Regions from separate parts of the Mus musculus genome. Here region 1 is linked to region 2. The links are chromatin loops, found by intact Hi-C in ENCODE. Cell type or tissue: heart. All regions are shown on one strand.

The links. Hi-C counts contacts between places; a loop is a spot of excess contacts. Peaks named below come from ENCODE experiments on the same cell type or tissue, not always from the same donor. Only the 100,000 strongest peaks of a DNase experiment are listed, where the experiment ranks them.
Region 1: it touches region 2 in a loop (3-fold over the local background); 4 of 42 quality-filtered maps call a loop at or near these places.

The regions. Positions count from the first base shown.
Region 1 is chr6:83,829,985-83,833,984 of GRCm38, reverse strand. It overlaps Paip2b (poly(A) binding protein interacting protein 2B), which reads left to right and starts at 2,244. Exons shown (of 5, transcript NM_146169.2): 1 at 2,244-2,350; 2 at 2,657-2,714. The coding sequence starts at 2,686. In heart, a CTCF peak has its summit at 2,313; a DNase peak (open chromatin) is centred at 2,104; H3K4me3 peaks cover 1,991 bases; H3K27ac peaks cover 1,676 bases.
Region 2 is chr6:83,911,897-83,915,896 of GRCm38, reverse strand. Zfp638 (zinc finger protein 638) reads right to left here and starts at 1,544. Exons shown (of 27, transcript NM_001355286.1): 1 at 1,418-1,544. In heart, no CTCF peak of the experiment used is centred here; a DNase peak (open chromatin) is centred at 1,556; H3K4me3 peaks cover 1,842 bases; H3K27ac peaks cover 1,236 bases.

The sequences.
Region 1 (4,000 bases), 82 kb after region 2:
AAAGAAAGCACAGAAAAAAAGTCATGTCCTATGGGCTGGAGATGCAACAGTTAAAAGCACTCACTGCTCTTGCAGAGGACCTGAGTCTTATTCCCAGCACGTTAGGCAGCTCACAACTGCCTAGTACTTTAGATCCAGGGGCATCCAACGCCCTTGGCCTCCATGGGCACCTGTACCCATGTGTACCTATCCCTACACACAGATACACACATAAACACAAATTAAACACACACACACACACACACACACACACACACACACACACACACACACGAGTAGAGAGTTTGGGCCCTCAAGAAGCTCAGAGGTAAAGGTGTCTGCTACTGAGCCTTGCCACTTGGTAGTTTCGCAGCACCTACATAGTCAAAGGAAATAACTGATTCCTATGAGGTTTCCTCTGACTTCCTCACACTACCACACACACAAACAAACAAATGTGTACCATTAAAAACATCCATCCATTAGAAGTAGATTCACAGCCGGGCAGTGGTGGCGCACGCCTTTAATCCCAGCATTTGGGAGGCAGAGGCAGGCGGATTTCTGAGCTCGAGGCCAGCCTGGTCTACAAAGTGAGTTCCAGGACAGCCAGAGCTACACAGAGAAACCCTGTCTCGAAAACAAACAAACAAACAAACAAAGTAGATTCATTGAGAAAAACAGTGGGTGATAGACCTGGAGTACCTAAAGGACCAATTATGGGAGAATATTCCTTTAGGAGGGAGGAGGAAAAAGTTAATGTTAGACAGTGAATTTATCTACATATTTTCATTATATAACTACTTGTTTACTAAACCTATATTTTGTGTTGTGATTGTAATTAGCACAGTGGGTAGGAGAAGACAGATGTATGAGAAGTTTTTTTATTTTTAATTCCACTTTAATAAAAAGATTTATGTGCACGAGTGTTTTAACTTCAAGTATGTATATGGATTCAGTACTCTGGAGGCCAGAAGAGGGCATCTAATTCCCTGGAGCTAGAGTTACTGGTGGTTGTAAGCCACCATGAGGTGCTGAAAACTGAACCTGTCTTCTGCAATAGCAGCAAATGCTCTTAACTGTTGATCCACCACTCCAGCCATCAATATCCTATCTTCTTTTTATGGACATAACTTAAAATTTGGATATTGTTTTAGTTAGGGTTTGTATTCCTGCACAAACATCATGGCCAAGAAGCAAATTGGGGAGGAAAGGGTTTATTCAGCTTACACTTCCACATTGCTGTTCATCACCAAAGGAAATCAGGACTGGAACTCAAGCAGGTCAGCAAGCAGGAGCTGGTGCAGAGGTCATGGAGGGATGTTACTTACTGGATTGCTTTCCCTGGCTTGCTCAGCTTGCTTTCTTACAGAACCCAGGACTACTAGCCTAGGTATGGCAGCACCCACAACAGGTCCTCCCACCCTGATCACTAATTGACAAAATGACTTACAGCCGGATCTCATGGAGGCATTTCCTCAAGTGAAGCTCCTTTCTCTGTGATAACTCCAGCTTGTGTCAAGTTGACACATAAAACTAACTAATACAAGGTATCTTAAACCCAAAGGACAGAACAAGTGTGTGTGTGTGTGTGTGTGTGTGTGAATGTGAGTGTGTGTCTTGTTTTTCTGAGACTTGGTCGCAATATGAGCTCAAGCTGGCCCTGAGGAATTTGTGATTTTCCTGCCTCAATCTTGAGCCTGCTGGGACTGAAAATGTCAAATTTGTTTCTAAAAACGTGGAAGCAACCCTTTCTGTTCTTCCAATCTCCCAAATAGTCCTAATTTTTAACCTCACGACTTAACACAGAAGCAAATTCCCGCTCTCAAAACTCATCTCTAACTAATGGACAGATGAGGAAATCCCTGAATCCTACTCCCTTTTCTAAAGTGATCTAGACAAGTGACACAGGCTTCCAGCTTAGCCAATGGATGAAGCGGGAGCAGAAGCCTTTGTAAACAAACCCGGAGTCCTTGCACTCTGGCTCCTCCCCAACATGGAGGTGATTCATCCTTGGCCTGGAAATCTAGGCGTGACCAATGCTTCTTCAGCCAATCAGAGCTGGGAGTCTCCATCGAGGGCGGAGCGAATGGACAGACGCTAAGACCAATCAAAAACTGGAACTTCTGAAAGAGCTGGGCGGGCATTGTTTCACATTTAGACCAATCAAAACCAGGTAAGTGAGCGGCATTCTCTGCTGTCCAATAGATGGACGGGGCGTTGTCCGGCAGCCAATGAATGGCGCTGGGGGGCGGGGCGAGACGCGCGTGTGAGGCCGAGGTACCTCGAGCGTTTGTGCGCCGAGGCTCGCGCTCTTAGGAGGCGGCGCTGTGCTGTGGTGCGGACCTCGGGGCGGCGTTGTCCGCGCGGCCAGGTGGGTTGAGGCGTCGGGGCTGGGATCGTCTGGCCACCCGGGACTGCGCACAGCCCCTCTACCCGCGGGCTGCCCGGGAGCGCGCACAGCCCCTTCCCAGCGCGGCCCGGGCCCAGGCCGTCCGACGCTCTGGCGCTCGCGGGCCAGCTCCTCTCACCTCATCCCTTTTCACCATCCTTGCTACGTATGACCTGCCGCCTCCTGGCGCCCCTCCTCTCTCTCGCCTTCTGAGACGTTCACTCTCAACCTCAGGATTTCAGCCTCATTTCCCCCGGAAACTAACACCTCTCACTTTGCTTTTTGTAGGCACCTGGAAGGGTGAAGGCGAGAGGCAGATGACGACGCTGAACACAGGCTCCGCAAGGTTCGGAACTGCAATGGGCTTGCTTAAACTCTCTCTGCCTCCCCTTCAATGCCATCTAATCCCACTCTTCTTCTAGAATCATTGTCCTCATAAAGTGCTTTTGCTCAAAACTGCTGAAAATGCAGGTGGAAAGGCTTGCCAGCAGCAACCAATTTGAAATCTGTTACGTGGAACGGGATGGAACGGGATTCTGACCCAGCTTAGAGCACTAATTTACACTATGAGGAAGGGCCTGGTCATCCCGGACGTCCGTAAGATACGGGATATATGTGATTATCACACACAGCCTCTGAGAGAATTACAACAGCCCAGAGGCGACCTTCAGCATTATCTTTACAGAGAATTTATTTGTTTATACCTCATAGTATGGCAGTGTTTGGCTTCCTGTGGTGGTTCTAACCATATGTTTCTAGATGGCCTTCCACACTGTCTCAAACCCAAATAAAAATATGCCAGACGTTTACTGCGAATAAATTAGCTTATCACTCATAGTTTTAACTGAGATTTTAGAAGTTGAGGAGTATTAGACAATAGGGGTTTTATTTTGGAAGCCAGAGGACATTGAGTATTGGAATACGTCTAGTACTTTAGGCAGAAAGGGAGAAAGAATAAGATATCTATCCATATCCAAAATTGCATTGTTCTCATGTTGTCATTTTCTTGGCTTTATATCTGGAATTGTTTTTCTTGGTTTTCAAAAAGGAAAATTAAGTCGTAGTTTAGCATCAGATTCACTGTTGTGGAGTTTGTAAGCTTTACTTTACTATTTTTCTTATCCAATTTGTAGCACATAACAGTATATAGTTCCTTGTGTTTTGCTGTGGTAAGATTTTTGTCGTAGTAGAGAAAGAAGTCTGTTAGAGGAAATTAAAATCAGTCTTTCCTCATAGGTGACAGCATTGCCTCGCAGGCCTTATGTTTGTGCCATATTTTTCACACTGGAAAGAGCGGAATCTTAAAACTGTTGTGATTTTTGTCAATTATAGCAGTTGTCTAAGTCATGGGTAAAATACGATCTCTGAGTTGGTCACTATAGTACGATCTCTGAGTTGGTCACTATAGTAAACTGTTGTAAGTCTGCATTTGAAAATCAAATGTACCTACCATGTCTTTGATAAATCTGTGCTTAGTGATCACTTGTTTGGAAATTTAGAAGATGGTAGCTTGTGCTTCCTTCCTTTGATCTTAAAGTTTAGTAGAGGAGAGACCTATAAGCCAAGAATTAAATGCACAGAGACTTCTGCTGTTCAGGATGTGGGACTGGAGAGAAGCCCTATCCTCCATGT
Region 2 (4,000 bases):
AGAACTAGAATTTATGGTAAAAAGCACATTCCATAACAAATGCAGAAAACTACAACGTATTCAATGTACAAGGTTATGTATGTGTCATGAACACATTTGAAAACCAGCTAATCAAAACAAATGAAGGAGATTTTTGTAATTTCTTTCAACTGTTTTATCTTTACCCATTGGTTCCTACACAAATGATAAGGCGGGGAATGGTCTAGCATATTTTAGTATATTACATTTTGGATTCTACAAATATGAAAGTACACATTACAGAATATGGAAATATAAAAGTCAAAATTTGTAAAGCAGCTTGAGCCCACTAAATCTTAAGTGTATAATCATTAATAACATTTTGAAAAAATGTAATAAACAACTTTATTTTTCTGTGTTAACAGCTTTACATTAATTTTTCTTGTAATCTTTTTCCAGTCTGTCATTTTAAATTTCTAAAATTAAGCAGTAAACACAACTCCCCTGAAAAACAAGTTAACCCATCATACACAAAATGAAGAGAGGGAGAATTTTATGTGAGAGTGAACAATTTCCAAACTGGTTAGGAAAGATTGACTCCACATGGTCGGGTGGATCCTGGTAAGAAGCTTTTCTTCAGAACTTTTCACATTGAGTGCGCCTTCCAGAATTCCCAAACTGCCAAAGGGTAATTTTAATATTAAATAGCTCGAGGCTACAATCACTGTCAAGCTCAAAGATTTTGTAATACTGAGACTCCCTCATAGGCAATTACTTCAAACAACAAAGGACGTCTGGCACATCCTCGGGGATGAGAGTCGGTGTACAGACCTCTCCGCTCTTCCCCAAGCTAGGAACCACACCAACACAAGCATGTATCCCCACATCAGTGTTCACGACTCCTCTAAGAATGTGGAAGTGTCACCGCCATTTTCGACGACATCCCAGGGCCGACAATCTCGGCTTCGGTGCTCACTGGGGCGCTTGGCCCACAACAGCCCGCACACCCCGCTCCCAGCCCCCTGCAAGGAAGCTCTTCCAGCCCGACTAAGGGCGCACGCGGCCCGCGGGGCTCCGAAAGGCGCTCGGGCACGCGGCGGTCTTCCCGCTAGCTGTCAGGCCTGGGGAGCGGCAGACCCGCGGCGCTGGGGAAGGGGCAGCCGGACTCCCCGAGGGCGCCGCCCGCTCCTCCTCAGAGCAGCAGCATCCGGCGGCTGCGCCCACGGGCACTGCGGCGCGACGGCGCGGTCGGCGAGTGGCGAGGGGAAACAGGCCACGGCCGAGGCCCACCCGGGGTCCCTCAGCTCCACCCGCCCCGCCGCCGCCATCTTGTACGCAGCGGCTGCGACACATACAATAGTCGACCGCGACCTGGCAGGGACCGCTCGGGGCCTGCGCTAAGGACCTCTGCCTTCCAGTCCCCGGCTCCCCGCAAGGCAGCGGCCCTACCTATGCCTACCGACTAACAGCTGGATCCCATCCGTGCCCCACACAGTTTAGCACTCGGCCTCCAGTCACCGCGATGAAGCAGCTACCGCCTCCATGGGACTACACGCATGCGCATCTTCGCCTAAAGCCCTCGTCCGCTCACTGCGCCTGCGTGCCTCAGGCTCCGCGTTCTCCAGAGACGCTGTCGGGGGACAAGGCCGCCCTCTGCCAGAAGGGGGCGATCGCCAGCTATGGCTGGTCCTACACCTGCAGCGGTCTGGGTAACATCACTCAAGATTTTAGAACCTGCAAACCATCCCTCTTCTCTTCCATGAAGCCTTCTCTGATTACTATTCCCTCAGTATCACAACGTAACATTCACTTATTAACATATTCTCGCTTTTACTGCTCACTCCCATCGCCCCCTTTTTAAAGAAAAGGTCTGGAACTTTGAACTCACATAGATCCCACCTGCTTCTGCCTTCCAACTGTTGGAATTATAAGTGTGTGCCTCCACACCCAAGTACGTTGTAGCTGTCTTCAGGCACCCCAGATTAGGAATGGTTGTGAGTCACCATGTAGTTGCTGGGATTTGAACTCGTGAGCTTCAGAATAGCAGTCAGTGCTCCTAACCACTGAGCCATCTCTCCAGCCCTTATCTCCCACCTCTTAAATGGGAAATTACACCGTGCAGTGTTGGTACAGGCCTTTAATCTCAGCACTTGACAGGCAAGATGCAGGCAGAAATCTGGGAAAGAAGCCAGCCTGGTCTACAGAAGATGTTCCAGGACAACCAAAGCTACACATCCCTGTCTCAAACAACACAAAATAGATAGAATAATAAAATGGGAAATTAGAAAGGAATAAAAGTTAAGGGCTGAACTGATTGATGGCTCAGCTGTTAAGAGCACTAGCTGCTCTTCCAGAGGTCCTGAGTTCAATTTCCAGCAACCACATGGTGGCTCACAACCATCTGTAATGGGATCTGATGACTGCTTCTGGTGTGTCTGAAGACAGCTACAGTGTACTCATATACATAAAATAAATAAATAATTCTAAAAAAAAAGTTTAAGTCAAAAGACTAATATTGAAAAATTTTTATATCATTTCAGAATTCAAAAAATAAACTACCTGAGTGGTGAACATCTATAATCCTGATTGATTTTACCCATGAAAAAGATTGGGCTAAAATTTTTTTAACTGTTTTCTTCAATGTTCTATCTTTTTAAATTGACTCAGTTATGCCAATATAAGCTAGTTCAAAAAAATTAAAGGACTGCAGGACAGTGGTGAACTGCCTTTAATCCCAGCACCTGGGAGGCAGAGGCAGGTGGATTTCTGAGTTCGAGGCCAGCCTGGTCTAGAGTGAGTTCCAGGACAGCCAGGGCTACACAGAGAAACCCTGTCTTGAAAAAAAAAACAAAAAACAAAAAAAAACAAAACAAAAAAAACAAACAAACAAACAAAAAAACAAGAAATTACAAATTAAAAAAAATAAAAATTAAAGAACCATCCTCCTCGGTGAAATTTTTAGGAGTCCAGTGGTGTGGAGCAAGCAGAGATATTCCTTCCAAGGTGAAAGGTAAGTTACTGTACCTGGATCCTCCCACCATCCAGAAAGAAGCACAACGTTTAATGGGTCTATATGGACTCTGGAATGAACTACAATCCAGAAAGGAGTTGTAATGCTGCAGCTGTCCACTTCTTGGTGGTGCAGGTATAATGTTCAGGACTGCCAGTAAGCCAGGTCCTAGACTTCTCTCCCTCAGTCAACAGATCATAGGGAACCCCCCATAAGGCTTTAGGTACACGCTTGGCAGCAGACAGCTAGCTCAATTGGTCCAGTCTCGAGGATTGTTCCAGCCAGAGCTTCAGTTATGCTCTGCACTTTCCCATCACATAGGGATTGACAGCAAATGATAAAGCTAGCTTTCCCAGAACTTGGCCCATATCTCAATTTTCTTAGGGCCCCCAGAGGATGCCCTCACCCCAGACAGCTGGAGGCAATTTAAGAGAATGATAGCCTCACTCCCAAAAGGTGGGGTGGGTGGTTTTATGGTCATTTCATGGGTGATGGAAGTTTGTCATCATTAAAGGGGGGTTGATCACAAGTTGTAAATGGTCGTGATCAGGAAGGAAACCAAGTATAGGAGGTTAGATTCAAGGATCTCCTCTTTTTCTCTTTATCCTTTTTTCTCTCCTACCTAGTGTTAGGGGGAAGGGGGGGAAGAGGGGATGGAAAAAAAGGGGGGAGATATAGGAATAATAGGACAAAAGGGTAGATTATTGAATCAACTTTTGAAATAAAGAGCATCAACAAGCTAAATATTTAGATTGGCTTAGAGTTGTATATATTGGTAGAAATTTAAGGTTCTATTTCATTACATATATTTCATGTACTGTATGTTTTGACTCCTGTTTAAGGTATTGTACCATTGCAACTCATTTTAAAATGTGATGTAAAGTTCTAGGCCTTAAAACCTACTATTACAAACTGTTTAGGATAATTAAGAAATGCAAGTTAGTAGTCAATCAAACTTGTGGTCATTATGAATACTAGTTTTTTTTTAATTTCAAATTATTTTTCTTTTATTAGATATTTTCTCTATTTACA